2 separate regions of the Homo sapiens genome follow, and region 2 is linked to region 1. A link is an interaction called in ENCODE POLR2A ChIA-PET data of the cell type or tissue named here. Cell type or tissue: PC-9. All regions are shown on one strand. Each heading gives the region's core, and the rest is flanking DNA. Links, peaks and the distances in the headings are about the cores only.

Evidence for each region. Peaks named below come from ENCODE experiments on the same cell type or tissue, not always from the same donor. Only the 100,000 strongest peaks of a DNase experiment are listed, where the experiment ranks them.
Region 2: POLR2A ChIA-PET joins it to region 1 with 12 read pairs; 2 of 35 experiments call an interaction of 5 or more read pairs at or near these places.

Annotation. Positions count from the first base shown.
Region 1 is chr17:75,540,988-75,557,766 of GRCh38, reverse strand. It overlaps LLGL2 (LLGL scribble cell polarity complex component 2), which reads right to left. Exons shown (of 26, transcript NM_001031803.2): 2 at 14,266-14,370; 3 at 1,624-1,721. The coding sequence starts at 14,340. Among named protein-coding and RNA genes, the nearest start is that of LLGL2, 24 kb to the right of the region's middle. RefSeq lists enhancers at 1-848, 4,758-5,338, 12,259-13,061, 15,422-16,239. In PC-9, for the core only: CTCF peaks have their summits at 7,574 and 7,786; DNase peaks (open chromatin) are centred at 7,746 and 8,276; H3K4me3 peaks cover 1,299 bases; H3K27ac peaks cover 2,997 bases.
Region 2 is chr17:75,728,075-75,741,245 of GRCh38, reverse strand. It overlaps ITGB4 (integrin subunit beta 4), which reads right to left. Exons shown (of 40, transcript NM_000213.5): 6 at 12,773-12,869; 7 at 11,810-11,981; 8 at 10,742-11,005; 9 at 10,282-10,371; 10 at 9,878-10,000; 11 at 9,273-9,434; 12 at 9,007-9,083; 13 at 7,554-7,756; 14 at 5,092-5,195; 15 at 4,860-4,958; 16 at 4,552-4,681; 17 at 3,802-3,924; 18 at 3,602-3,708; 19 at 1,541-1,574; 4 more. Among named protein-coding and RNA genes, the nearest start is that of ITGB4, 13 kb to the right of the region's middle. RefSeq lists an enhancer at 12,294-12,794. In PC-9, for the core only: no CTCF peak of the experiment used is centred there; no DNase peak of the experiment used is centred there.

The DNA.
Region 1 (16,779 bases), core at 4,380-12,379:
CATTAGTCTTGGCACCAGGGATTGGTAACTAGAGTCTGGCTGTGGCCTGGCAATGATTAACCAGCCGAGGGAAGGCTGAGCCCGCAGCAAGGCCCTGGCCCCCTGTGTACACCAGCCCAGCCTGGAACTCGAGTGCTCCATACCCCTCCCCCACACCGGGCAGAGGGGAAGAGGGAGGTCAGGCTCCGCTGGAGGTGGCAGCCAAGCTATTGGAGGTGGTCCCTCATCTCTCAACTCCCTTGGGCCCTGCCCTGAGGGGAGCACAGATCAGACTGGCGGGGTGCCCAACCTGATCCGGTTTTTCATCTCTGAAAACACTGGGAGCCCCCAGTCGGCCAGAACCAGTGCTCTGGATAAAAGATGACCCAACTGGACAACATCCAGCCTCAGGCCGGGGAAGGACTGTCCCTGCCAGGCAGAGCCCTCTCCACTCTCTGCCGCCTGTGGGAGTGGGGGTGGAATTTGGAAGACAGCTGCCGAGCCCTGCTCTCCTGGCCCAAGGCCACCCCATCTCTGCTTGTGGATAGGGCCCTGGGGCCAGTCCACCTCTGATTCTTATCGAGATAGGTTAAAAAACAAAACTGCAGGCTGGGAGTGCAGTGACTCATGCCTGTAACCCTAGCATTTTGAGAGGCCAAGGCGAGAGAGTTGCTTGAGCCCAGGAGTTCAAGACCAGGCTGGGCAAGATCACAAGACCCTGTCTCCACAAAAAAAAAAAAAAAAAAAAAAAAAGTTTTTGAGACAGAGTCTCACTCTGTTGCCCAGGCTGGAGTGCAGTGGCACAATCTTGGCTCACTGCAACCTCTGCCTCCCAGGTTCAAACGATTCTCCCATCTCAGCCTCCCAAGTAGCTGGGATTACAGGCATGTGCCACCACGCCCTGATAACTTTTAAAATATTTTTAGTAGAGACAGGGTTTTACCACATTGACCAGGCTGGCCTTGAACTCCTGACCTCAAGTGATCTGCCCGCCTCAGCCTCCCAAAGTGCCGAAAAAAATTTTTTTAAATTAAAAACATCCCTAGCGACAAGAGGGGTCCCTGTAACTTGCTTTTCTGGTGGTGAGGTGGGGAGCTGAGGGAGGCAGGGGCACAGAAGGGCCTAGGCCTTGCTACTGGCGCACCAGCCAGCCACTCACTGAATGATCACTGGCTGAGACATGGGCGTCAGGTCCTTCCCTCTGGATCCACCAATACAACCCCTGCAAAACAGGTCTCTGAGCCCCCCAGCAGCCTCACCCCCTGCCCGGGACTGGGGGATTCCTGAAACCTCCAGGAATAGGTGAGAGGGGAAACTGAGTAAAGGGAGCAGACCACATGAAGGGTCCTGAAAGGACACAGGAGACAAAATAAGCCTGTATCTCCTCAGTCCATTTCAAACCTCACTGTCCTCCTGCAAAGGACAGGGTCGCATCCCACCAGGGATGCACTCATGCCCAGGTGCCTGCTCCACCATCAACCATACCTGCCCCATTTTGGAATAAAATCATGTCCAAAACTGGAAATCAGGAAAGTCCCTCATTTTATCCCAACAGCCCACGGGCAAGGAAGGAAAAGATGTCCCTCCCCAAATCTCACCCACCCCAAGGCCCTGCCCGAGTGGGAGCGAGGGGACGGAGGATACAGCTTGATGGCTCCAGAACGGGTGCCGATGGCCAGGATGCGCAGGGACGGGCTGTAGCCGAGGGCGCTGGGCTGGTGCGGGAAGCCATGCTCCACCGTCTGCAACGAGAAGCACGTGGGGTGGGCCTGCAGACCTGTCCCCTTCGCGCCACCATGGCTGCTGCAGCTGCAGCACCAGACGACCCAGCAGGAAGCAGGGCTTCGGTACCTTTCCGGTTCCTCCCAGACACCTGAGTGTTGGAGCCTAACCCATATTTACCAGGCCCCACCCCCTGTCCCTTTGTGACTCTGCCCTTGGCCTCATGGCCACCCCTGCGAGCTGATCTTCCCCGACACCATACCAGCCTCTCAATGCTTTCCAGGAACTGACTCGGTGCCTCCACCACGTGCACCCTGGGTGACGGACCCAGCCCTCCTCAGTGGCATGGGGGCCTTATGGGTGTGGGGTGGGGAAAGTAGGGGGAGTTTGGAACAATGGAGACACCGGTCTCTCGGGAGAAAATCTTGGTTGCACCGCAGCTCCGGGCTCACCCAGGGGCCTAGAGTACCGCGGAGGCCCTGCCCTGCTCTGGGCTCTTCCAGGTCCCTCCAGGCCCCAGTCAGCTGGGTCTCACAGACTCTTACTGTCACCAAATTCCAACCATCTTCCCAGAAAGGGAATTCCTGGAGTGTCGTTGCACATACGTGTTTTTTTCATTTATTACAGAATACACACACACACTGTGAAAAACCTGGGAGGTATAAAGATGTTTAAGAACAAAAACTGAGGCTGAGGCAGGAGAATGGTGCGAACCCGGCAGGCAGAGCAGCCTGGGCGACAGAGCGAGACTCCGTCTCAAAAAAAAAAAAAAAAAGAACAAAAATTACCCAAACTCCCACAACCAGAAGTAACCTTGCTAGAACCTAAGTGTACATCCTTCGAGTCTTCTGCACTTGTGAATGTTTGCAGGTCTATTTTTTTTTTTTTTGAGATGGAATCTCGCTCTGTTGCCCAGGCTGGAGTGCAGTGGTGCGATCTCGGCTCACTGCAAGCTCCGCCTCCCGGGTTCATGCCATTCTCCTGCCTCAGCCTTCCGAGTAGCTGGTACTACAGGTGCCCACCACCATGCCTGGCTAATTTTTTGTATTTTTAGTAGAGACAGGTTTCACCGTGTCTCTATCTCCTGACCTCATGATCTGTCCACCTCAGCCTCCCAAAGTGCTAGGATTACAAGCGTGAGCCACCCGCACCCAGCCAAAAATTTTTTTTTTTTTTTGAGACGGAGTCTTGCGCTGTCGCCCAGGCTGGAGTGCAGTGGTGTGATCTCAGCTCACTATAAGCTCCGCCTCCCAGGTTCACGCCATTCTCCTGCCTAAGCCTCCCAAGTAGCTGGGACTACAGGCGCCCGCCACCACGCCCGGCTAATTTTTTGTATTTTTAGTAGAGACGGGGTTTCACTGTGTTAGCCAGGATGGTCTCGATCCGCCCATCTTGGCCTCCCAAAGTGCTGGGATTACAGGCATGACAAAAATTTTTAATTTTTCTTTTTTGAGGGTCTCACTCTGTTGCCCAGGCTGGGTGCTACGGCATGATTTCGGTTCACTGTAGCCTTGGCCTCCCAGGCTCAAGTGATCCTTCCACCTCAGCCTCCCAAGTAGCTGGGACTACAGGCATGCACCACCACACCTGCCACACCCGGCTACTTTTTAATTTTTGGTAGAGACAGGTACTCGTCATGTTGTCCAGCCTGGTCTTAACCTTCTAGACTCAAGCGATCCTCCTGCCTCGGCCTCCCAAAGCGCTGGGATTACAGGCGTGAGTCACTGCAAGCTGCCTAAAATGGCTTTTTTTTTTTTTTTTTTGAGACGGAGTTTTGCTCTTGTCACCCAGCCTGGAGTGCAATGGTGCGATCTTGGCTCGCTGCAAACTCTGCCTCCCAGGTTCAAGTGATTCTCCTGCCTCAGTCTCCCCAGGAGCTAGGATTACAGGCACCCACCACCATGCCCAGCTAATTTTTGTATTTTCAGTAGAGATGGGCTTTCACCATGTTGGCCAGGCTGGTCTTGAACTCTTGACCTCAAGTGATCTGCCCGCCTTGGCCTCTCAAAGTGTTGGGATTACAGGTGTGAGCCATCATACCCGGCCTAAAATGACTTTTAAAACATCTAAAGAATATTCTTTACCTGTAGATATCCTAATTCACCAGAGGTTTATTGTTGAGTATTTACTTTGTTGCTAGAGGGTTTGCAATCCAACAACCATGTCGATGGCATTCTTGGACTCCTATCTTTGTCTGCACCACTTGAGTATTTCCTGGGGCAGATGTCCCAGGGATAGAATTGTGGGTTAAGAAAGGTATGAACATAAACCCACTACAAATTTAGAGTGATAAACCATCTTCAGGAAGGTTTTTAGTTCAGTTTCTTAATCAGTTACCCCAATCTGACCCCCGCCTCCCACCCCGGGGGATAGTGACCCTGCAGAGCTAGGTGAGAACAGCACAAAGCGATGCTATGTCAACTGATTGCTTTAAAGACTTAAAAAACAACCACAGAGACTCTGACTTGCAGAAAAAGGTCCCAACAATGAGGCAGCCTCCTTAGGCCCTGGGCTTTCCTACTTTGCAGCCCTGCCAGGCCTCAAAGCAGCAGAAAAGGAGAAGTCCCTGATGAGATCTAGCAATGATAGCTTAGCAAACCCAATTGCTACCTGCCTCCCCCATCAGTCAGTCTAGTCCAATGGCTCTCACAAGGAATCCCATGCTGGGGTCAGGCAGGGAGGAGAGCTCCAACAAGTGCCTATTTTGGGGGATGCCTGGAGACAAAAAGGTCGGGGGAGACGGGGGGTGCCTCAGGCCTGGCCTTTGCTAGGAACAGGGCCTGCCCTGCAAATGGTCATACCTAAATGGGATAGCCAGGGGGACAGATAGGGCCCAGCAGCGGCCCCCAGGCCAGCCCAGGTCCCTGTTCAGCTATGCGAAAAATGCAGAGCCTGGAGAAGCCCTGGATAGAGATAGCTGAGTGTCTGGAATGTAAACATTTCCCAGGAAAAGGGGAGTAGACAGTGGGATAGGATGTGCAGGACAAGCTCCCCCAGGGGCCCCACCAGACCTCAGCCAGCCCCAGGTTGCTGGGGCCTCAGGAAGTCAGCAGCCGGAGCCGTCTCCCAGGACAGCAGCACTTTCCCAGCAGCAGAGGCAGCTCAGGGAACAGCCTCTGGAATTTGGAGGACTCTGGTGGAAATGCCCTACAGGAGCCCAATGGCCTGGCCAGGAGCAGGCCCCATGCTCCGAGCTGCCCAGAACGGTAGCCATGAGCCCCATGGGGCCACCAAGCACTTGCAGTATGGCTCATGTCACCAATGAGGATTAAGTCAGTTCTTGGAAACCCTTCAAGTATGTCTGGAACAACTCGGGTTCTAGAAGAACAGGGGCTGGACTCAGGCAGGCCACGCTTCGAATTCCCTTTTTCCACTGTAAATCATCCAAATTCTAAATACAGATCTAGTACTTCCAAAAAAGATTTAATGTCTGAACTGAGATGTGCCGTAAGTGTAAAATACACCTAGATTTCACAAATTGAGCATTCAAAAACACAAACTGAAAAAATCTCATTAGTAGTTAATCACACGTCAAAATATTTTGCATATGTTGGATTAAAAGGAATATATAATTTTTTTTTGAGATAGGGTCACGCCTGTCACGCCTGGAGTGCAGTGGCACGATCACAGCTCACTGCAACCTCCGCCTCCCTGGTTCAAGTGATCCTCCCGCCTCAGCCTCCTGAGGAGCTGGGACTACAGGCACACACCACCACGCCCAGCTAGTTTTTGTATTTTTAGTAGAGACGGGGTTTCACCAAGTTGGCTAGGCTGGTCTCAAACTCCTGGCCTCAAGTGATCCACAGGCCTCAGCCTTCCAGAGTGCCAGAGTGCTGGGATTACAGGTATGAGCCACCTTGACCAGCTGGAATACAGGATTAAAATTAATTTCACTTGTTTAAATAATTTCATAATGCAGCTTCTAGACTTTTTTTTTAAAGACAGAGTCTCCCTCTGTCACCTAATTGGAGTGCAGTGGTGAGATCTTAGCTCGCTGCAACCTCCACCTCCCGGGTTCAAATGATTCTCCTGCCTCAGCCTCCCAAGTAGCTGGGACTACAGGCATGCACCACCACGCCCAGCTAATTTTTGCATTTTTAGTAGAGATGGGGTTTCACCATGTTGGCCAGGCTGGTCTCGAACTCCTGACTTCAAGTGATCTCCTCGCCTTGACCTCCCAAAGTTCTGGGATTACAGGCGTGAGCCACCGCACCCAGCCAGAATATATAATTAAAATTAATTTCACGTGTTTAAATAATTATACAATGCAGCTTCTAGGAAATTTTAAATCACATACATGGCTCATATTATATTCCCATTGGCCTCGACAATTCCGCACACCAGCAGGAACGTCAGGCCACAGAGAAAACAGCCTGTAACTTTTTGCTAGGCTCTCAGGCCACAAGTCAAGGGCGGGCAGTTCTTCTAACATTTCACCAGAGTCACTACTCCTGTTCGGCTCAGCATCTTTCCTCTAACTCAGAGGAAGACAAAGGGTTGGGCCCATCCTTCAACCACCCGCATTCATTCCTCATTCCCTTCAAGCCTTGGAGTTATCGTGGCCACCCCTCCCCCCCATCCCCACCTTCTTTTCCAAAGGCTGATTTAGAACAGGGACTGAGTCAGACCCACTAAGCTTTGTATCCCTTCCTGCCACGTACAAGGCATCTGGTCGTGGATGAGCTGCTGGGCCTCCCTGAGCTTCATTTCTCATCTAATAAACGGGATGGTACTGGTGACTGCACTGGGCAGAGCTGTCCTTGGATTGGAGATGATGGATCTGAGGCCACCCTGCAGCACACACAGGCCTCTGCTTCCTTCCGAGGCTCGCATTGTTCCATAGTATCACCTTGGGCACTTCTCCAAGTTGGCAACTCTGGAGGGACCAGGGCTCCCCTAAAACCAAAATAAGGGCAGTGACCTTCACAGCGACTCTACCTGGACAGGGCCAAGAGAATGGTTTCATGTGTAAATGACCTGTCTCCCAGGGGATTCCTCAGGCAGTCCTATGAGGACAGGGGCTCGGGCTGGGCAGAGAGGCAGGGGAGCCCTAGGTTAGTTATGAGAAGCCCAAGGGATCTTGTTGGGAACAGGGAAGGGATTGGGATTTGGGAACAGGACTAAGAGCAGCTAACAGAAGGGACAGGGAGAAGCTAGAAACCCAGGGCCTAGTGTCCTGAGGAAACCAGTCAGGGAAAGAACGAAGGCTCCATGGGCACCTCTGGCTGTGCCCCAGTTGCCCCCTAGTTTGTGTGTGTGTGTTTTTTTTTTTTTTTTTTTTTTTTGAGACAGGGTCTCACTCTGTTGCCCAGGCTGGAGTGCAGTGGTACGATCTCAGCTCACTGTAACCTCCTCCTCCCGGGCTCAAGTGATCCACCTGAGTCTCCCGAGTAGCTAGAACTACAGGCATGCGCCACCACAGCTGGCTAATTTTTGTATTTTTTGTAGAGATGAGGTGTCACTATGTTGCCCAGGCTGGTCTCGAACTCCTGGACTCAAGTGATCCACCTGCCTCAGCCTCCCAAAGTGCTGGGATTACAGGTGTAAGCCACCGCGCCCGGCCTGCCCCGCCCCTTACTTTGGTGCCCTTCCCACCCCCTTGGATCCCACCCCCAACTCCTACCAGCCTTGTAAGGCTTAGCTTCCCTGCTGCTGAACAAGGTCTGTATCACTTAGGTGGTGACTCCCCCCTTGTTTAGGGTTCAGGAACAGTTCCAGGTCCCTGTTAGAGGGAGTGCATATGGCCTCCCTAAAAGGAAGTACCCACCTGAGCACAGGAGGTTGGGCTCAGCCCCAGGGCTGCCTTCCTGCAAAGGTACACACAGCAACCCTGAATCGCGGCTGCACTCAGGACAGAGGGCGGGACGGGGCATAGCCCCTGGGTGGTCAAGGAATTCCAAGACCAGCCCTCCCCAGCTATTCTAGGACCCTAGCTATCTCTCCTCAGATTCAAACCAGGAGGCTGACCAAAGCTGCCTGGCAGCCACTGGGGCCTCCGAAGCGCGGCATCCAGCCTACCCGGCCCCGCCCACATCTGATACCTGGCTCAGGTGACCTCTGCCAAGGGAGGAGAGAACAATGAACTCTTTTGACAGGGGGGTTGGGAAAGGAGAGCAAAGATTTGCAGAAGCCGCCAGACTGCAACGTTAGCCTGGAGTAGGGGAGAAGGCCCGTCTCTCCTGGGCTCTGGGACTCCTTTCCAGGTCCCGGAAGGGGAGCGAGTGGGCAAAGGCTGGCTGTCAGAGACAGTGGGGCCTTCATCCTGCCTGCAGCCAGGGAGGACCCTGCCCAAGGGCTAGGACCTGAGGAGGAGTCCCTGGCACTCCTCAGGGGGTGGGAAGGAGGCAGTGGTGGGCACCAGGCCCTCAGAGGCTGCCCAGCACCTTGGGGGAGCACTCCTGCCTGGCCGGGCCACTCTGCCCGATACTGGCTGGGTGTGGCCAGCTCAGATTCCTGGCAGTGGCGGCAGCCTGGCCCTCCCTGTGTGGCTGCTGTCACCTGACACCAGGGGCCCAGCCATTCGAAAGCCAATACAGAACAACCTGGCCCTCCGCAGGGGCTGCTGGGTCAGGAACACACTGTTTGTTCAGGGCCTAAGGGGACAGAGGAGGGTGGGCACGGGCAGGGAAGGCCCAGGCAGGTGCTTCTGCGGCAGCCGGGCAAGCACAGCAGCCTGTTTGCCCTGATGGGTGTGGCTGCTTGGGGTGTGCCTGGGTTTGGCCGAGGGGAGCGAGCTGGCTGTGAGCAGTTGTCTAGGAACGGGTTTTACCTTGACTTCTCCAGCAGCACTTCCTCCCTCCCGAGGTCCCATGGTTCCTTCCCTTGGTCCTCAGTGGCCCTGTCCTGGTGCTGCAGCTGACTTGTCTGTCTGTCCATCCCTCCAATAGGCTTGACGGCCCACCATATATAGCAAACAGTTACTTCACTGGTGAAGTAACTGAGGTGTGAAGGGAGGTGAAGCCACCACTCTAAGGCCACACAGCCAGACCACAGGTGAAACCAGGACATCCTCACCCCAGCCAGTGCCCCTGCCCCGGATAAGCTCCAGCTGTGCAAGCCCTGGGGGCCTTAGTCTCCTCCCCTGCAGAATGGAAGCAACACCCATCCTGAGTTGTTGTGAGGGTGACACCACAACAAGGCAAGTCCTGGTAAGGCGTCGACCTGTGTCAGGCACCGTTTGAAGCAATTACACTCCCTTAGGGATCATTATGATGCTGTTGGAACTCAGGACATACCACCCCAAAATACCACTGTAGGAGACCAGAATGGGCTACCCCAAAGTATACTTCTTTGGCTTTTTTTTTTTTTTTGAGACAGAATCTCACTCTGTCACCCAGGCTGGAGTGCAATGGCGCGATCTTGGCTCACTGCAACCTCCGCCTCCCAGGTTCAAGTGATTCTCCTGCCTCAGCCTCTCAAGTAGCTGGGATTACAGGTGTGCGCCACCATGCCCGGCTAGGCTGATCTCGAACTCCTGACCTCAGGTGATCTACCTGCCTCAGCCTCCCAAACTGCTGGCATTGCAGGCAGGAGACACGGCGCCCGGCCACTTCTTTGGCATACTTTGAGCTGGTTATTCTCAGAAAGTGCAGACATGGGAGTAGCTCTGAAAAGCTGTCCTTTAGCCGGGCGTGGTGGCACATGCCTGTAATCCCAGCTATGTGGGAGGCTGAGGCTGGAGAATCCCTTGAACCCGGGAGGCAGAGGTTGCAGTGAGCTGAGATGGTACCATTGCACTCCAGCCCGGGCAACAAGAGCTAAACTCCGTCCAAAAAAAAAAAAAAAAGGAAAAAAAAAATTGTCCTTCTGTAAAATAAATTTACATCCACAAAGGAAAGCTACATTAGTCAAGTACAGGCGGAATATCCCTCATCTAAAATGATTGCGAATAGAGGGTTTTAGATTTCAGAATCTTTTGGGTTTCGGAATATTTGCATTATACTTACCGGTCGAGCATCCCAAATCCAAACTTTCAAAATCTGAAACGCTCCAGTGAGCATTCCCTTTCAGTGTCATGTTGGCACTTCAAAAACTCAGATTTTGGAGCATTTCGGATATCAGATTTTCTGATCATGTATGCTCAATCCATATCTGTATCAGGAAGAAGGCTGCTCCAAGGCAACTTTTATTACCCAGGACCTTCTCTGCATAACAAGACAACCTTCATTCACCTACACTTCCTCCCCTCACCTTCCTGTAACCTGGTCACATTCCACCCCAGTCCTCATTTTTTTTTTTTTTGAGACAGGGTCTCACTCTGTCACCCAGGCTAGAGTGCAGTGGCATGATCTCGGCTCACTGCAATCTCCGCCTCCAGGGTTCAACTGATTCTCTTGCCCCAGCCTCCCTAGTAGCTGAGACTACAGGCGTGTGCCACCACACCCAACTGATTTTTGTATTTTTAGTAGAGATGGGGTTTCGCCATGTTGGCCAGGCTGGTCTCTAACTTCAGACCTCAAGTGATCCACCCACCTCAGCCTCCCAAAGTGCTGGGATTACAGGCATGAGCCACTGCGCCCCGCCTCTCGTCAATTTAATTCATAGCCCAGCCAAAGAACCTAGAAGGCTGGAGGGAAGCCAGTTTTTGCTCCCCTACAATGCCCATTTTACAGATGAGGAAACTAAAGAACAGAGAGGCTAAGTAATGCGTCCACTGTGTCTTACACAGTGAGGAAGCATCAGAGCCCGCATCTAGACCCAGGTCATGTGGCTGCAAAGTCCCTGCCCCTAACCACTACCTGGCCCCTCTGATGCCTGGCACATAGCCCTCGGTGAACTGGAGTTACCGCTCTGACAGCCAGTTCCTGGCAGAGTTCAGAGACTGTTCGCAATCACAGATCCTCTGGAAGTACTGAAGCCAAAGAAACAAGACGTCTCCCTCTCAGGACCCCCGGGGCGATGTCCTTGCTCTCTTTGAGGCATCGGGCTTGGTGTGGGTATAAAGGAGTTGAGCCAAAAGGTGTTGGACAAAAAGGCCAGAACTGGTTCAGAAGCCAGTGTCTACAAGCCACCTGGGGTCGAGCTGTGATGGCGCCACTGTCCCAGCTGTCACAGTACCCAGCAGACTGGCCTTCCAGGACCACTGGAAGAGATGACCTGAGTTGCCAGCATGAACACTGTCTGGGGCCTGACCCTCGCCTACACCAACAGCCCACGTGCCGCTCCAGGCTCCAGCCCTGGGTATCCCACCGTCCGCTGGACCTGCCCTCCGCCTGTCTGCTGGACCTGCCCTCCGCCTGTCTGCTGGACCTGCCCTCCGCCTGTCTGCTGGACCTGCCCTCCGTCTGTCTGCTGGACCTGCCCTCCGCCTGTCTGCTGGACCTGCCCTCCGCCTGTCTGCTGGACCTGCCCTCCGTCTGTCTGCTGGACCTGCCCTCCGCCTGTCTGCTGGACCTGCCCTCCGCCTGTCTGCTGGACCTGCCCTCCGCCTGTCTGCTGGACCTGCCCTCCGCCTGTCTGCTGGACCTGCCCTCCGCCTGTCTGCTGGACCTGCCCTCCGCCTGTCTGCTGGGCCTGTCCCAAGGCTCCCCCAACTCAACCTCAAGCCACATGACACCCACCACAGAACGATGCTGCCGGACACTGCAGCCGCCAGCCAGACGTGGCCTTCGATTCGTGCAGGAACTCATGTAGTCCTCACACCAACTCTATGGATGGAGTGGCTCTGATTATCATTATCTCAGAGGCATGTGACCTGCTCAAGGTCACACAGCTGGCGAGCCGGGCAGTCGGCACCACTCACCTCTGGGCAAGCTGCCTCTCCAAAAATGGAGAGCACTGTTGTTGCGATTGTGTCCAAATCAAAACGATCAAAATACATTACTTTTCCTCAAATCTGTTCTTCGCCACTCCTGGCCTGGGCTCCCCCTCCCAAGGCCTGGCACCACCACCTACCCAGGTCAGAGACTTCACGGTCATCCTGCACACCCGCCTCCCCTCCCCATCCCCTCCCTCTTTACTGCCCCATCAGCAGATCTCAGCCCTGAATAGTTCTCTATTCCATGGGTCTCAAACCAGGAGCGATTTTACCCCTCAGGAAACATTCTTGGTTGTCACATCTTGACAGGCTGTGTGTGTATGTATGTGCTACTGGCATCTAGTGGGTAGGACTAGGGACACTGCTAAATAATCTACAACGCACAGGACAGCCTCCGCAGCACAGCCAGCCTCAAATATCATCTGTGAGTGCTGAAGTTGAGAAACCCTGCTCAATTCATGCCTCGTTCCCATCCCCACTGGCTGGGCTTCCAGTCCCTTCCTTCTGGGCTGTCACCTATCTTAGTCGGGGCAATGTCTCCTAACTGCTCTGAGCTTACCTGCCTTGCCCAAAGGGTAAAAACATCTCCAGGTTTATCTTTCCTACATTGTAAATGGGACCACTATTCACTCCCTTGCTCACAACCCCTGGAGCCGCAGGGTCAGATCAGGCCCAGATACCAGCAGCCTCCCTGCTTCACAGCCTGGGCTGGGGAGGGGCAGGGCAGACGGGATCCCAAATCCTCTGGGATCTGGCCTCATCCTCCAATCCCACCCTGCTGGCCCCACCACACTCCCCGAGCCGGATGAGTCTACCCCGCTCCTGAATCCCCTGGGCTCTCCCCTTCCTCCTCTCCACTTCCAAGGCCTGAAATTTCAGGCCATCAGCCTCCTCCCTCCTGCAGACTGTAAAAGTGGAGGGCAGAGGCCTAATCAGATTCCCATAGCCCTGAGCCTTGGGCTGTGGATCCAGTAAGTGCTCAATGCATGCTTCTTGCATATGAATGGAAAGAAGAAGGCAGAGCAGGAGACCCAGGAGCCTCCCTCTGCCACCCCCAGGCCTGGGAGTGGGACAATCAAGTTTGGGGATCACCCCTGGGGGATAGGGGAAAGAAGAAGGGACAACTCCTTGCCCCAGCTCCACCCTAGCCTCACTCAGCTGCACAGACAGAACTTGGTGCAAGGGGGCAGGGGTAGGGGGGTGTTCAGCCCTATTTGCTGAGCCTGTCAGGTTTCTGCCACCTTTTCAAAGCGAAAGACTGGAGGCAGATGGGGGTCACTCAGTTCCCTTCCATCTCCCGTGGACACCGAAGCTTTGAGACCCAGCACCCATAGGCTACTCCCTCCAGAGCAAGGGTAGCAGGCTGTAGGTGTCCTGAGATCTCCCATTCCCAACACCTGCACCCCCATATCCCAAGGCCCAAAAGCGAGCTGGCAGGAGGCACGTTGGGATAGGAAAGCCCTAATTCCAGAGGCAAATGTCCTCGTGGCAAAGCTCCATCAGGGACACCAACTCCTCCCACAGGCTAAGAAACACAGAGAGAAATGGCAGGGCACATTGGGAGCGCTGACCCACCTCTCCCAACGGGGAGGTCAGGGAGGTCCCTCCACCCCACGACCCACCTCTCCCAACAGGGAGGTCACGGAGATCCCCTCCAGCCCACAGCAGCAGCCAGCATTCCTGGGCCACTGTGCCTAGCACTTAAGTTACCTCACCCCACGTACGCCCTTAACAAGCCTATGGTGTGGGCGACAGGCACACGGCCATCCAGCTTCTATGTGGCAAAGTTGGGTTTGCACCTGGGCAAGCTGACTTCTACAGTTCTCAAATCAATAACAAAAATACAACCAAAGAGACTTCCTCATTCTCCACAGGGAGACATCCCTTTTCCAGACTGTCTGGTCTCACATCCACTGCTTCCTTTCGGGGGCAGGGGAGCCCAAACGGAAGCCCCCAACGAAAGCCACATGTCCTGCCCTCAGCATATTGGGAGGGTCCTGGCTCCCCGGGGGAAGAGGATCACAGTGTCCCAGTTCCTGCAGCCCACCTTCCCAGCAGAGGCGCAAAGCAGAGGTGAGAAGATCATTACCTCACAAGGCCCCACACTGCTTGGTGGCCCGGGAGCTGAAGAGCCACACTGCACGCCTCCTGCGTACAGGCCCGTCCTGACCTTCTCAGGCCCCAGACTCCTGAAGGGAAGCCCCGTGGGCCTTCTGGTACCCCGGATACAGGTTTGGGATTGGGGTAGTCCGAGGCCAACTCCGGCTCATTCTCCTGGGCACCTCTCCCCACTCACCCCGGCCGGAGCCAGAAGGAATCACGTGTTCAGCCTGCAGGGGAGCTGCATTTTCCTTCAGGGGCAATTTGAGAAGGGAGAAACAGCCATGGCCTGTGACTCCAGGGCCCCAAGGGACCTGGAACATTATCACCCCCTGAAGAGTTCATCCTTTCATCTCCCACGTCCCTAAACCTCCTTGACAACCCTGTGCCGAGGTAGACATGGCAGATCGTTTTATTCCCATGATACAGGTAGGGAAACTGAGGCTCCATGAGGTGGAGTGACTTGCAGAGGTCACACAGCCAGTGAAAGCCTTCAGATGAGAAGTCCCAACTCATGAGGGCAACCTATTCCCCTTTTCTATAAAAGCCCTTTAACCAGGCCCCATTTCCAAAGTCTGAGTCCCAAGAGGCACTGCAGGCAGTCACATAAGAGCTATACCTTAATCCAGGTAAGAGGTGCCTCAGCCCCAGCCTGAGCTGCTTGGCCGAAAACCTGGGGGTCATCTTCCCTGCTCTCCCTAACTTACCTTGTTAAACTGGAACAGGTCCCGCTTGAGCCTCTCCCGCACAGGGTCATGCCCTGGCCTCAGGAACCGCCTCATTTTGCTTAGTCTGCAGCCCCCACTGGAGACCTGGAGAAACAGAAGGAGCTGCAGGGGTCTGTCCTGGCACTCAGGTATCGATTAGGCCCGGCCCAAACAGGTGGAGCAGGGCCTCTCTCTCCAAGTCCAGTAGGCTGCCACCCCGGGGCCAGGCCAGCTTCACAGTGACCGCCCATGCACCCTGGCTTCCCCACGCTCAGATCTAGAGGCCGGCCCACCTCAGGGCTGAAGGCTGTCACCACCTGTGGCCTTATAATGGGGGTAGGAAAAGCTGGGGGAGGAAGCCATTTAGCCTGGCTTTATAAGCACAAGGAGGGCCGGCGGGCCCTGAGGTTAATTAGCTTAATTGTTAACCTGTTTTCTGAGAAACCATGAAACTCCAGCTAAGCAGAAAGGGAAACTTCGCAAGCCTCTTCCTCCAAAGTCTTGTGGAAGGTAGAAACACCAAGGCCATCCTTCCCAGATCAGAGCCCAAGTCGGGGCAGGGGAGAGGCCTGCAGTGACTCCAGGCCAGGGCACCGGGCAGATGCTTCCTCCTTCTGACCTCGGGGAAGGCTGTCCAGGGACTCTCGGCCTCAGCCTCTCCAACCAGCCACAGCCATGAGAAACTCAAGTGGGCACGGGTGGCACAGAGCACTCGGTCAGGGGGTGCTGGCCCATGCCACCGTGCCTGGGGTCTCTGCCGGTCCCCTCCCCTCTCTCTGGCTAGCCCCAGTCCAGCTTCCCTGTGCGCTCATGGGCTGTGCTCAGAAAGGTTCTCTTTCCCACGGGCCCTAGTGGAGAATAATCAGGAGGAATCTGCTCCCAATAAAGAAACCAGCTCAAGGCCCCTAAACTCTCCGCCCACCATAGAATCCATTCCCAGCCCAAGGGGAAACCATTTCTGGATTATCCTTGGGGGAAGGGGAAGGAGCCTCTGTGCTCCAGCTTCTGGCTTCCAGTAGCTCAGCCTCCTGCTGACCACAGGACAGCAAGGCCCGTCCTTGGGAAACACAGACCCTGGGCACAGCTCCGTCCACTCCCAGCAGGATGGGGGAAGGAAGCAGATCCAGGCCGCACCCTGGAGGCGCGTGCTCCAGGCAGGGACAGGTAGAGACAGGGCAGCCCAGTGTTGAGTGCTTTGACTGCAGGAGGGAGAGGGAACACCTGGCCCGAAGTGGGAGGCAGCTTAGATACCTTCGAGAAGAAGGTATCTAAGCTGAGGTTTGAAGGATTTCGCGTTCTTGGGAGGTGGCAAAAATTAACCATCAGGTCAGGACTTTGCATATGATAGGATCCCATGTAATCTGGGCAGCGTGGGAGAAGGTAGGTAACGTGCGTGGCAGAGTTGGGGGTGTCTTCGGGCAGAGGAACCGAGGGCTTGCTGTGCTGGGAGGGTGACCCGATTTTACAAAATCGCACTGTAAAAAATGGCAGTCTTGTAATCCCAGCACTTTGGGAGGCGGAGGCAGGTGGATCACCTCAGGTCAAGAGTTTGAGACCAGCCTGGCCAACATGGTGAAACCTCGTCTCTACTAAAAATACAAAAAGTTAGCCGAGTGTGGTGGCAGACGCCTGTAATCCCAGCTACTTGGAAGGCTAAGGCAGGAGAATTGCTAGAACCCAAGAGGCGGAGGTTGCAGTGAGCCAAGATCAGGCCATTGCACTCCGGCCTGGGCAACAGAGCAAAAACAGTATCTCAAAAAAAAAAAAAAAAAAAAAAAAAAAAAAAGCAGAGCCACATCCCCCTTGAGTGAAAGGATCTGCACGGTCAGTTATCTCAAAACCGAATACCAGGAACCAGCCCCCAGAGCGCTGTCACCTTCTGGGGAAACTGAAAAAGGGGGTCATTCCGGGATGTTCCTGCCTTCACATTTTGGAGGAGTCAGACCAGAGGTGGGGATCCCACTTTGCTGGGGAAGAGCAGGTGGCCGGGAAACTCCTAGGGCCCACTTGATCCAAGGTCCCAAGGGGGTTCAGAGAACAGGCACCGGCTGGGAAAGCCCCAAGGGCTTCTGGAATGGAAGTGAGGGGACACCCAGATCTGCTGGCCCAGCATTGCAGCCTGGGGGAGGGCAGCTCACACTCATAAACCAGTTGGACTCCTGGAGGGCTCACACCCCCACCCGGGGCCCAGGCCAAGGTCACTGGGTCAGAAGTCAGAGGAAGCTTGGTGGGGGCTCCCTGGAGAGTGACCACTGCCTGCAGACTCCAGGGAGGGGACAAGAGGGCACAGGGCCATCCGTGCCAAAGACTCCACACAGGCTTAAAAGTGACAAGGCAGAACTGGGGGCTGGGAGGAGGTGCCAGTAGGAAGGAGGAAGACAGGGTGTAGCAATGGCATCAGGAGGGCGTGGACACTGAGCACCACCCACCCACCCAAATGCTCCCTGGGGCACCTGCTGTGCAGTAGGGAGTGAGTGTACCAGACCCTCTGCATCCTATTCCATTTAAAACATT
Region 2 (13,171 bases), core at 1,870-9,869, 190 kb before region 1:
GGACTGGGTTGATTTGCTTTTGCCTGCTCTAGTCCAGGGGCCACTTCATAGCAAGCACTTCACATTAGCATTTGTTGAAGAAATGGTCAAAGGAACGAATGAAGGTCCGAACCTGACGGACACATCTGACCCTCCCTTCCTATGGGATGGAGATGGAGTAGGGACGGACGAGGCAGTGGCTGGGCTGGGGACAGGCGGGCAGGAAGTGGGGGCCCTCTCACCCACGAGTCTTCTACTCACTTTTTCCCGGCATTGGGCTGCTGCCTGTGGGGACAAAGAGGGCGCTGTGAGCTAGATAGCCCTGAAGTGGAGGCCTGATCGGCCTGGGGGCTTCGGCTCCTGGAGTCCCGGTAGGAGCGGCTCCCCCACCCAACCCGGGCACCCCGGGACTCACCGGAACTTGGTCTGCTGGAGCTTGTGTACACCGGAGATCTGCCTGTAGACCTCGTTCAGCTGCCAGGCAAGGGAGGGGCGTGAGGCTGGGCCTAGGCCACCCCGTGGCAAGCCCTCAGGCTGGGGACCCAGGGAGCCAGGCAGCCTCTGTACCCAGAGATCCTCAGGGTTGGCTGGGGCATGCCCCGTGGGGCAGCATCCTGGGCCCAGGCTCTGGCCTTCTGCCCTCTGGAAACAGATCCCAGGATGCCCCCTGCCAGGCACAGGTCCAGAGAGACCCCTCTCCCCTAGTTAATGAATCTCGGTACCACGACCGCATTCGCTCTGCCCTGCCCACCTCACCCGCCCTCATACCCACATCTCCGGCCAGGCCTAGTTCCTGGGTCCTTACGTTCTCCTCCACCTCCTGGCGCAGCTGGGCGCACTCCCGAGTGTCAGGCTTCAGCAGGTTCTCGGTGCAAAGGCGGGCCAGGCGCAAGGACAGCCCGTAGGGCACTAAGGAAAGGCGGTGGGAGGGGGTGAGATGGAGGTGGTCAGCCCCCTGCATGACAGGCACCACAGAGCATCCCTCCAGCAACCATGCTAGGATCAGGGGATGCCTGGCCAGCAGGCCACGCACACCGAGGCATGAGGTTCATAGCACCATCAGCACAGGGCAAAAGGTGGCTGAGCCCTGTGCCTGCACCCCACACCCAGAGAAGAGGCATGCTGTGATCCCAGATCTGGAACAGAGGGCCCGAAGGGCACTGCCCAGAGCTGTGGCGCCCAGCCCCGCCCTCACCCAGCTCTGTGGGGTTGATGCTGGCGGCATGAGTGGCAAAGCCAGGCCGCTGCATGTTGTTGGTGACCTTCCAGCGGACCACGTCACGGCCCTTGAGGTTCCCGCTGCGCAGCATGGGCGTGTCCAAGTGGTCAGAGGCCATCAGGTTCTCCCGCAGCATGTAGTGGTCTTCCTTAAAGCCCACCATGTGACCTGCAGGATGGGGTCCTCAGCACGGCACCCCTCCCTAGACCCGCACAGCCCAACCTCTTCAGGTGGGACCCCAGAGCCTCCAGCCTCTGCCGTTCCAGGTTCAGCTTCCCTCCACCCCAGCTCAGAGAAAGAGCAGTCAGAGCCCCTGCTGCCCCTGCGATGCCAGGCCCATACCTCGGTTGCAGCACGGGAGAAGTGCCAGGCAGGCCTAGGAGACAAGGTGGGTGAGGGTGAGGCCTGAGACAGCTGCCCTGGCCCAGGTAAGCCCTTCCAGCCACCCCGCCCCATGCCAATGGTCAAGAGGGGTGACAGTGCCTCCCCAGACACCAGAATATCCAGGTGGTAGCAGGGTGTAAGCATGGCACACAAGGGCATAGAGGGGGATGGGGGCAGAGGGTTCCCAAAGTTTGCGCCGTGGAACTCTCATCCTGCCGGGTGCTCTGTAAAGGTTCTGTGGTCAGGTTCACTTGGGAAGCACTGAATTCATTCCCCATGCCCCTCTTGCAGGTTAGGCACAGGACTTTATCAAAGCCTCTGAGAAGTCCTGCAGAGAAGAAACTTGTTTCTTTTCTTTTTTTTTTTTTTGAGACAGGGTCTCGCTCTGTTGCCCAGGCTGGAATGCAGTGGCACGATCGCGGCTCACTGCAACCTCTACCTCCCAGGTTCAAGCAATTCTCCTGCCTCAGCCCCCCTAGTAACTGGGATTATAGGCATCCACCTCCATGCCCAGCTAATTTTGTATTTCTAGTAGAGATGGGGTGTCACCATATTGGCCGGGCTTGTCTCCAACTCCTGACCTCAAGTGATCCACCCGCCTTGGCCTCCCAAAGTGCTGGGGTTACAAGTGTGAGCCACTGTAACTTAAATTTAAGAAACTTGTTTCTTAAACCTTCTTTTTTTTTTTCTTTTTGAGTCTCACTCTGTCACCCAGGCTGGAGTGCAGTGGCATAATCATAGCTCACTGTAGCCTCAAACTCCCAGACTCGTGATCCTCCTGCCTCAGCTTTCTGAGTAGCTGGGACTACAGGCACGCGCAGCCGTGCCTAGCTCAAACCTATTTGATCACATAACTCCTTGCCTATGTAATGCACATTAATATCCCACAACACTGGGGGTTACTACGGAGTGTGGTCTGCCGCCTACAATCCCTACTCTGAGCTATGCCATCCTCCACGCTTTCTCTTGTCTGTTCTCCCCAGTGACCGCCAGCTGCGGGCGGGCAGGGCCCTTTCTTCCCTGTTGTGGCTCCCAGGCCTTTTGCACGTGGCTGACCCCAGAGCAGGTGCTCTCAGGGATCTGGCCACTGATGGCTGATGGAGTGGGGGTCCTGGGCGGGCACTAGAGCTGGGGAAGATGTGGGCTCAGCTTGCCTCAGCCCCTTCTGAGGACTGTGCATTTATCACCTGCCTCTCAGCCCCAATTTCTCCATCTGTCATAGGGCATGGTGACCTTGCCCCACTGACCTCATGGGGTGATGGGGGGCGGGGAAATGGAGTCACGTGGACATGCTGTGGCGACAGCACAAAGAGGAACACTGAGCTAAGCAGAGAACGGATGCTGGCAAGGGCTGAGCTGGGGGCTGGGGCTCCAGGATGACTCGGGCTAAGAGCTCATGGGTGTCATCATCATTACTGTCACTCCGGAAGCTGGATGGGGTTGGTGTGGGTCTTGCCAAGGTGGGGGTGGGGGCGATGGTGCATGCTATGGGTCAGTCCCTTCTGAACTTCACTAATTTAAGCTTCAGCTCCACTTTCTGAGGTCAATTCTATGATCTTCATTTTACAGATGAGGGAACTGAGGCATGGAGAGATTAAGTAATTTGCCCAAGGTCACAGAGCTGGGACCAGAATCCAGACAGCTGGACTCTACGGGCTGAAGCCTCTGGCTAGAAAGCTGCAGGAGTGGGGATGGTGGGTGGAGAGGCTGGGGACCCTGGTGGGGGTTGGGGACCCTGAGGAGGACCCTGATGGAGGGTGGAGACCCTGTCAGAGAGGGGACCCTGGTGAGGTGGGGACCCAGGAGGGGGTTGAGGACACTGGGGAGGTGGGGACCGTGGTGGAGGATGGGGACCCTGTTGGGATGGGGACCCTGGGGAGGTGGGGACCCAGGAAGGGGTTGGGGACCCTGGGGAGATGAGAACTCAGGCGGGGACTGGGGACCCTGGTGGAGGGTGGGGGCCCTGTTGGGGTGGGGACCCTGGGATGTGGGGCCTTGGGAGGCACCCTGGGTGCTCACCTTGCAGCAGGCACAGTACTTCCAGCATAGCAGCAGTAGCAGGGCCAGGAGCGGCAGGAGGAGGAGGAGCAGGGGGATGAGCCACCAGAAGGAGCCCGGAGGGCAGTCTGGAGAGGAGGAGGCAGGGGGAGGTGGTGCCTGTCCTCCCCACCGAGCTCTGGCCACACGCCCCCTCCCTGCGCCCGGCCCCACCAGCTCACCCTTCTTCTTGTGCACCAGGACAGTGCTGTTGGGCCCAGGGGCGCCGTCACCTTCCATGGTGTAGCTGTAGGTGCAGTCGTCATCCTCGTCCCGGAAGGAGCAGCGCACCACCACCTCCTCGGCTGTACCCACAGCCAGTCAGCAGGGCACCCCAGCCACACCCCTCCGCCCCAGAGGACCCAGGGTCTGGTGAGGGGGCCCCTACTCTGCGATCTGCCTCACCCACGGCAGGGCCTCCTGGGGAAGAGTGGAAGTCCTTGCAAAGCCGTGCTCTCACCAGGCACAGGAACGGGTGTGGTGGGGGCTCCCCTGCTCAGGAGCATCAGAGCCTAGAAACCTACCTCCCCCACTTCCCTGACCTGGACATCACCCAGGAACTCAGGGTCCAGAAAACGTATCTGATCTCGAGGAGGGGAGGCTGCGTGTCTCCACAGCGTGACCATGTACCCCTGCTGGGTGCATGCCCCTGCCCAAGTCAGGTGCCTCCCACCAAGACTCTTGGTCCCTTCCTGGGCCAGACTGTGTCCCACCGCCTGGGTTCTGTGCCTCCTGCTCAGGCTTTTACCCTTTTCTGGGATTCGGTGTCCTCTATCTGGGTTCTGTGGTCCCTCCCAGCTCTGGAGTTCCTGTCCGGACTGTGTGACCTTAGCCCAGACTGCAAGCCCCCGTCCAGGTGATGACACCCTTGCCCCGTTGGATGCCCGCTGCCTAGGCTCTCAGCAACCCCAACCCTCAGCCCCTGCCCCTACCTCTCTTAAGCTCGTCCACCATCTTGACCTTGAAGTTGCATTCCTCACACGTGCGCCCCTTCTTCTCGCCGGTGCCCCACGCCTGGCACTGCACGCAGGAGCGTAGGTCCTCGCAGAGGCCCGGGTGGATCTTGGCGGGGAAAGGCGGGGCAGACAGGCACTGTGTTGGGTGGGCCTCTGCCAGACCCCCGCTCCCCAAACCTCTTGCCCTTGGCCAGCTCCTGTGGCATCAGGCTTAGCCCCTCCTGCCCACACTGCCCTGTGCCTGCCCTGTTCCCACGCCCACACCTCGTAGGTCTTAGCCTCACCGCCGAGTAGTTGATCTCGCAGATGGTGTCCGTGTAGAGCGACTGCTGGTGGCAGTGGCAGCGGCCACACTCACAGTGGCCACGTCCATTACAGATGCCCTGGGGTAGGAGGGGGCACCAGTGAGCCAGCTGTGCCCCATCCCTGCCTGCTCCCTCTCCTCTCTCCATAGGGTTCTCTCTGGAGAGGGTGGGTGGTGCTGACAGACACTGTCTGTCTTATGCCCAGGCCTACCCCATTGCTGTCGATGCAGGTGGCATTGCTGAGGGGACAGTCACAGCTTGGGCCTGTCCAACCAGGCTCACACACACACTGGCCCATGGAGCAGCGTCCTCGGTCTGCAGAGAGGGACAAGGAAGGGAGATGAGAGCTACATCTGTGCCTGTAGTCCAGGCTGCCCACCTGGCAGGGAGGGCCTGTGGGAACAGAGCTGTGGGAGCCAGGGTGCCGCTAGCCTGGGGTAGAAGTCATCTCTTCCTCACTTTCCTGGAATCTCCTTCCCTCCATCTCTGCCTCCATCCTACCTACCTTCCACTCTGCAGCCTGAGTAATTATCTCAAAACAAATCCAATCATGTGGCTCCTGCTCCCCTGGCTAAGAACCTCTAATGGGTCCCTGCCAATGCAATAAGGTCAGAAAAAGAAATAAGATGTATAAGCATTAGAAGGTAAGAAATAAGTCCAGGCAAGGTGGCTCACGCCTGTAATCCCAGCACTTTGGGAGGCTGAGGCGGGCAGATCACAAGGTCAAGAGACTGAGACCATCCTGGCCAACATGGAGAAACCTCGTCTCTACTAAAAATACAAAAATTAGCTGGTCATGGTGGCGCATGCCTGTAGTCCCAGTTACTCAGGAGGCTGAGGCAGGAGAATCACTTGAACCCGGGAGGTAGAGGTTGCAGTGAGCCGAGATCACGCCACTGCACTCCAGCCTGGTGACAGAGCAAGACTCCGTCTCAAAAAAAAAAAAAAAAAAAGAAAAGAAAAAAGAAATAAAACTGTCAGCCGGGCGTGGTGGCTCACACCTGTAATCCCACACTTTGGGAGGCCGAGGCGGGAGGATCACTTGAGCTCAGGAGTTCAAGACCAGCCTGGCCAACATGGTGAAACTCTATTTCCACTAAAAATACAAAAATTAGCTGGGCTTGGTGGTGGGCCCCTGTAATCCCAGCTTCTTGGGAGGCTGAGGCAGGAGAATTGCTTGAACCTGGGAGGCAGAGGTTGTAGTGAGCTGAGATCATGCCACTGCACTCTAGCCTGGGTGACAGAGCAAGACTCCGTCTCAAAAATCAATCAATCAATCAATCAATAAAATTGTCTTTATTTGCAAGTGTGAGGAACATGTCACAAAGTATCCAGAAGAATCTACAGACAAATTATTAGATTTCATAAGTGCGTTTAGCAAGGTGACTAGATACAAGGTTAATATGCAAATAGTTAGAAAATGAAAGTAAAACCTCCAGTGACCCCCTTTTGTCCAAAGGATGAAGTCCTGCTCTGGACTAGAACCGAAGCCCTTTGTACTCTGGCCCTGCCTCCTTCCCCAGAGGCACCTTCCTCCCTTCCTCTCTCATACCTCCCTCTGTGCCACTTGTCTGCCTTTCTCCAGTGGTGCCCAGTTCTCTCTTCTGTTTCTCTGAGCACACTCAGGGACAGACAGTCGAAGAGAAGAAATGGTGAACAAAAGCAAGAACAGAAGAAAGAGTAGAAAAGCAGGGGCTTGGAAAGTATACAGTGAGGGCTTCATAAGTATTTGATGAGTAGATTTTCATTCATCCTCCTCCATTCAACTACCAATCCTTCCCTATGTCCCCTTGTCTGAGTTCTGTGATCCTGCCCAGCTCTGATGTTCCTGGCCAGACTGTATGCCTATGGCCTGGACCCATGGGAATACAGAGGAAGCTCCAGGCCTTCCAGGTAGAAATTTAGCATCTTTGGGCCGGGCTCAGTGGCTCACACCTGTAATCCCAGGTGTGATTACAGATGTGTACTTTGGGAGGCTGAGGCGGGCAGATCACCTGAGGTCAGGAGTTCGAGACCAGCCTGGCCAACATGGTGAAACCCTGTCTCTACTAAAAATACAAAATTAGCTGGGCATGGTGGTGCATGCCTATAGTCCCACCTACTAGGGAGGCTGAGGCAGGAGAATCGCCTGAACCCAGGAGGCAGAGGTTGCAGTGAGCCAAGATTGTGCTATTGCACTCCAGCCTGGGCGACAAGAGTGAAACTCTGTCTCAAAAAAAAAAAAAAAAAAAAAAAAAACAGCAGCAACAACAACAAAAAACCCACAGAAATTTAGCATCTTTGGAGAGAGGAAAGATCATAATGCCATATACCTGCCAGCCATTGGAGGGCTGAGCTGGGTGGCACCCACTCTAATGAGATAGGGGTGTGGAGAAGTGGGGTGGGCATAGAACTGAACTTCCAGAGAGAACCTCAGGGGAGTTGGAATCTTAAAACCAGGGGAAAGTCCTGCCAACAGTGACCTTGGGCATGGACGTTACAGATGAGGGAAGTCAGGCCCAGGTTGGGGCAGGACTCAGGGGCGGCCCTCAGGGCATCCAGAGTGGGCTGGGCCTGAACTTGGGGATTCTGATTCCAAGTCTGGCTCTCCCAACCTGGGTCCTGACGGGAAAGTCATGCTTGCTGTCCACTCCCTACCCCGCCATCAGCATTGGCCGCAGTTGTTGTGCTCACCATTGCAGAGGAACCCGGAAGTGCGGGGACACTGGAAGTTGTCATACTCGCAGAACTGACCCTCGTAGCGGCCTTCGCCGTAGCACACACAGTGCCCGCACTGGCACTCCCCACGGCCGGAGCACGGCTTGTCCTCGCCCTCCCGCAGGCAGGGCTGAATGTCACTCAGAGAGCCGGTGGAGCAGTTGCAGGTCTGGCCACTCCTGAAGGAGGAACTGGTCATTCCCCGAAACAGCCCAGGAGGAAAGCTGGGGCTTTTGCTGTCCCATTTAATTTAATTTAATTTAATTATTTTATTTTTTTTTTTGAGACGGAGTCTCGCCTTGTCGCCCAGGCTGGAGTGCAGTGGCGCGATCTTGGCTCACTGCAAGCTCTGCCTCTTGGGTTCACGCCATTCTCCTGCCTCAGCCTCCTGAGTAGCTGGGACTACAGGCACCCGCCACTACGCCCGGCTAATTTTTTGTATTTTTAGTAGACGGGGTTTCACCATGTTAGCCAGGATGGTCTCGATCTCCTGACCTTGTGATCCGCCCACCTCGGCCTCCCAAAGTGCTGAAATTACAGGCGTAAGCCACCGCGCCTGGCCTATTTTATTTTATTTTTTTTCAAGACAGAGTTTCGCTCTTCTTGCCCAGGCTGGAGTGCAGTGGCGCGATCTCAGCTCACGGCAACCTCCGCCTTCTAGGTGCAAGCAATTCTGCCTCAGCCTCCCGAGTAGCTGGGATTACAGGCATGCACCACCACGCCCAGCTACTTTTTTGTATTTTTAGTAGAGATGGGATTTCACCATGTTGGCCAGGCTGGTCTTGAACTCCTGACCTCAGGTGATCCACCCACCTCGGCCTCCCAAAGTGCTGGGATTACAGGTGTGAGCCACCTCGCCTGGCCTGCTGTCCCATTTTACAGATGAGGAAACTGAGGCTCTGAGAGGGCCGAGGCAGCTCCCAGTCATGCAGACAGAAGTGGCTGAGCTGAGACCTAAACCCCAGTGCCCTGTCATGTCACCCCTTCCAGTGTCCTTTCCCCACTGCTCTGCCTCAAGTTGTGGCAAGCTCGCCCAGTGTCCTGAAGCTAAAGCCCTTACTGCCGTGCATTTACGAGCTCTCTTCTGATCAGGCAATATGACACAGGACTCAGAATACCAAAGGCATGGAGCAAAAAGGAAGCCTCGTGTGCCTGTCCCCCAAGATCCAGACCCCAGCCCCAACAGCCAACCCCGTCTCAATCCTCACACCTCTTTCTAGAGACAGCCCATATATCTCTGTATTTCAAAGTGCTTTGACCTGGGTTTGACCAACAACTGGGTGTGCCCCGCCCTTAGCCGTTTCTTTGATTGCCGCCCCACCCCCAGCCAGGTGTACAAGGTGCACCCAGGGCCAGGCCCCTGCAGGAGCCCAGCTTTCCCATCAGGGGCCACTGGTGTCCTGGGTGCCCAACTCCCTTCCCCACTCACCAGCCCTCGCTGCACACACACTGTCCGCACACGAAGTCTCCGTTGAAGCTGCAGCGAGCTGACCGCACCTCTTTTTGCTGGAATGAGAGAGACCATGGTGGGGTGCGTCGGGGGAGCAGGACCGGGGCCACTGGACACTTCCGCTCTCCTGTGTGCCTCGGGAAACCCCACAAGGGATATGGGGCACAGGAGTCCTGCTTCATTCCTCAGGGTCCCTGGGTGCTTGGCTCAGCTCTCCCCTCCCGCCCTGCGGGGCTGCGTTGTACCAGCTCGCAGGTGCACACATCACAGATGATGCCCGCGTCCATCTTGAGGCCGTCGGAGAAGGAAGGTTTCAGATGGATGTTGCCCTTCTGGTCCTCCGGCAGCTGGCACACGTGCGTCCCATCCACGTGCTCAAGGGCCCGCAGCTGCACCTGGTATATACCCTGCAGGGGCCCCGTGGTCAGCCAAGGCAGGCCCAGCCCCAAGGACCAGGGGGCCATCGATGCCTGAAGGCCCTCGGCCCCCAAGTTCCTAGGAGATGTCTGGATCCCTGAAATGAGCTCCTGCTCACCTCCCTCAGGGCTGGAAACTCCCTCCTTCCCAGCGCAGTCACAATCATAGCGACAATGACAGTGGCCAGGGCCTCTGGGCTTCGTGACACTAACCCATTTACTGCCCCAGCAAGCCTCCGGGCTCGACGCTTGCATGCCGAGGAAACCAACAAGCAGAGGAGCAACCTAGGCTCATCCGAGCGGCTAGGCCCAGGGATCTGCACCCAGGCCTGCCTGACTCCAGGGGCCACGCTCTTGACCGCTGTTTTAAACGATTCCACTCGGTGTGGGGCGCTGTGCCTATCCCCCACCCCGCTGCCCCCACAGAGGCGTACCACTTCCCCCCGCCGGATGTGAAAGGACCCAGTCCTCGTCTTCTGGAACATCTTGGAGGTGACCTCTGTCCGAAGGCCTCGGGGGCTGTCTAGGGCCCGGATGTCCAGGTTGGAGCGGATCCGCTAAAGGAGGAAGGAGGTTGATCAGTGCTCTGTGGGGGGCCTCTGTGCTCCACCCCAACCTCCAAGTGTGGCTGGCATCATGCGGGGTATCACAGAGCCTGCAGGAGCCAGGGCCAGGCCCAGGTGGCCCCTCGGGGCCTCAGGGATAGCTAGAGACCCTTCCTCACTGGTCTGTCCCAGACCCATTTCTCCACCGTGATCCAAGACACCTCTTGCCCACCCTGCCCACTTCCTGCCCTGCCCCAGAAGGGCTCAGACTCTGGAGCCTGAGCTGCCCTCACATTGAAGGCCTCCTCCAGCAGCTCCACGATGTTGGACGAGTCCTCCTGCAGCACCCCCAGTGAGGAGACAGGGAAATAGGTGTGAAGCTTCTGCGGGAGAGAAGGCCAGGTCTCAGGCTAAGCATCTCCATGAATCTGAACAGCTCTAGGATTCTTCCCACTTTGAGGATGGGGAAACTGAGGCCTGGAACCTACTGTGGTGTCGCAGAGCCTGCCCTCTTAGCCCCCACCTGCTTGGGAGTTGGGGTGGAAGATGGGCACATGACCTCCCCTTCCCACTAGGGCCCACATTTTGGGGGGTCTAAAGGCTTTGGGAAGGGAGGAAGGAAAGGGAGGAAAAGAGGGAGGGAGGAAGGGAGGAAGGGAGGGAGGGAGGGAGGGAGGGAGGGAGAGGTGTCTGAGAAGCTCCATGGACCCCCTACCTTGACCACCTCCCACCCGTGGGACCTGGGCCCCGCACCTCGTAGTAGCTATAGGAGTAGTTGGTGACAGCAAAGATGGGGATGATGTTGTGCTTGGCGAGCAGGCGCACCAGGGTGGGCACCGACGGGTAGTCCTGTGTCCTGTACTGGGTGTAGGTGCCCGTGGTGTCCAGGTGGCACCGTTCATCGTTGCGGCTCATGATGCCAGCCAGCACGTTGGCGCCATCAGCCTCATAGTGGAAGGCTGACTCGGTGGAGAAGACCAGCAGGTGGGTGCTGTCCGGGCGCCAGCCAATGTCCCTCTGGGGAAGGCAAGGCGGGGCGTGCCCACTGAGCAGGCTGCCTGCTGACACGCATCACGGCGTCGTGTAGGACGGGGAACGCGGGTCCCAACATGGGGCTGGGCTTAAGCCACTGGATTCACAGCAAGTGCCCTCATGAAAGATGCATCTGACGGCACATGACTGAGTGACAACGCTGAGAAACAGGAGCTGGAGATGCGGCCCCCGCAAGGCGCTGGGGCCACAGGCGTGCATCACACCCAGCTAATTTTTGTGTTTTCTGTAGAGACAGGGTCTTGCCATGTTTCCCAGGCTGGTCTCAAATCCTGAATTCAAGCAATCCCCCCGCCTCGGCCTCCCAAAGTGCTGGGATTACAGGTGTGAGCCACCACGCCTTGGCTAGCTCTTTGTTTTCTAACCTAGTAATATGGGTATGTCATTTTCAGAATGAACAAATGGATGTACATATCAAAGGAAATGGCTTATTTGGATGCCCAGAACAGGTGGAGTCTGGGCAGCTGGTGGGTTCAGGGTACTAAAGATTCCAGAACGCTAAAGCCCAGGTCTGCCTTGGTAGCTGATACGAAACCAGGCTGTGACTGCTCAGGCCAGGGGACCGTGGCTCCAGGCACATCTGAACTCAGATTGTAACTGAGACCTACTCACAGAGTCTGAGCTTGTCTCAGGGTGAAGGGGTTGCAGGCTCCCAGGCTTTCCCTCAGGGCCTGTGAGCCTGGCACCAGAGCAGGCCAGGGGGCAGCTCAGGCCCTTGCCCAGAAGTGCTCACCCCTGGCCTAGGCTGGCAGCACCCTTCCCAGTGCCCACCGTGCACACAGCTGTCTGCAGGATGGCATCGAAGCCGCCCTCAGGAGCATCCAGGTTGCCTGAGATCCGCTCTCCCTGCAGTTTATTCCGGAACTCATCCACATCTTCTGTCAGGCTGATGACGTTCTTGAAGGAGAAGGGGGGGTCACTGTTGGGCCAGGGCTCCTTCAGCCTGGGCAGAGGTGGGAGGGAGAGAGAGTGTCACAGGGGGAAGACGCCGCAGACCCCAGTGCCCCTGGCTCGTTTCAACTAGAAGGAGAATTTTTTTTTTTTTTTTTGAGACCAAGTCTCGCTTTATCACCCAGGCTGGTGTGCGGTATGCACGATCTTGGCTCACTGCAACCTCTGCCTCCTGGGTTCAAGTGATTCTCCTGCCTCAGCCTCCCAAGTAGCTGGAATTACAGGCGCCCACCACCACACCTGGCTAATTTTTTTTTTTTTTTTTTTTTTGTTGAGACAGAGTCTCATTCTGTCGCCCAGGCTGGAGTGCAGTGGCGCAATCCTGGCTCATTGCAAGCTCCGCCTCCCGGGTTCACGCCATTCTCCTGCCTCAGCCTCCCGAGTAGCTGGGACTACCGGTGCCCACCATCACGCCTGGCTAATCTTTTGTATTTTTAGTAGAGACGGGGTTTCACCGTGTTAGCCAGGATGGTCTCGATCTCCTGACCTCGTGATCCACCCGCCTTGGCCTCCCAAAGTGCTAGGATTACAGGCGTGAACCACCGCGCCCAGCCAATTTTTGTATTTTTTAGTAGAGATGGGGTTTTGCCATGTTGCCCAGGCTGGTCTTGAACTTCTGACCTCAGGTGATCTGCCCGCCCTGGTCTCCCAAAGTGCTGGGATTACAGGCATGAGCCACCGTGCCCAGCCGTAGAAGGATAATTTTAAGTTGTGGGTGAAAGAGGAGTGGGGGTCACATGGCCTGGACCCTTGCCCACCTGCGGGACCCACACAGTCACTTACTTCTCAGGCCTCATGTCCGTCTGCGGGACGCTGACTTTGTCCACAAACTTGCCAAATCCAATAGTGTAGTCGCTGGTGAGCTGGCTCAGGACCCGAGCTGGATGTCAAAAGGACAGAGAGGGGATAGCTGAGCCCTGATGCCTGGCATAAACACGGGCCCCCCACCAAGGGCTGGCTCAGAAGGGAGGAAGAGGGAGGTTAACGCTTTGCATGCTGGACAAAGGTTCATGCTCACAACATTGTCTGTTCCTATTTATGGATGAGGGAAATGGGACTGGGGGTCTGGAGTTATGCGTACAGCAAGGGCAGGGTGGCTGGGAATGCAGCCCAGCTCTGAGGAGCAGAAGCTTCCCCACAGCCTCGTGGCAGGGGGTGCCCTCCTTGTCAGGGCCAGATGGC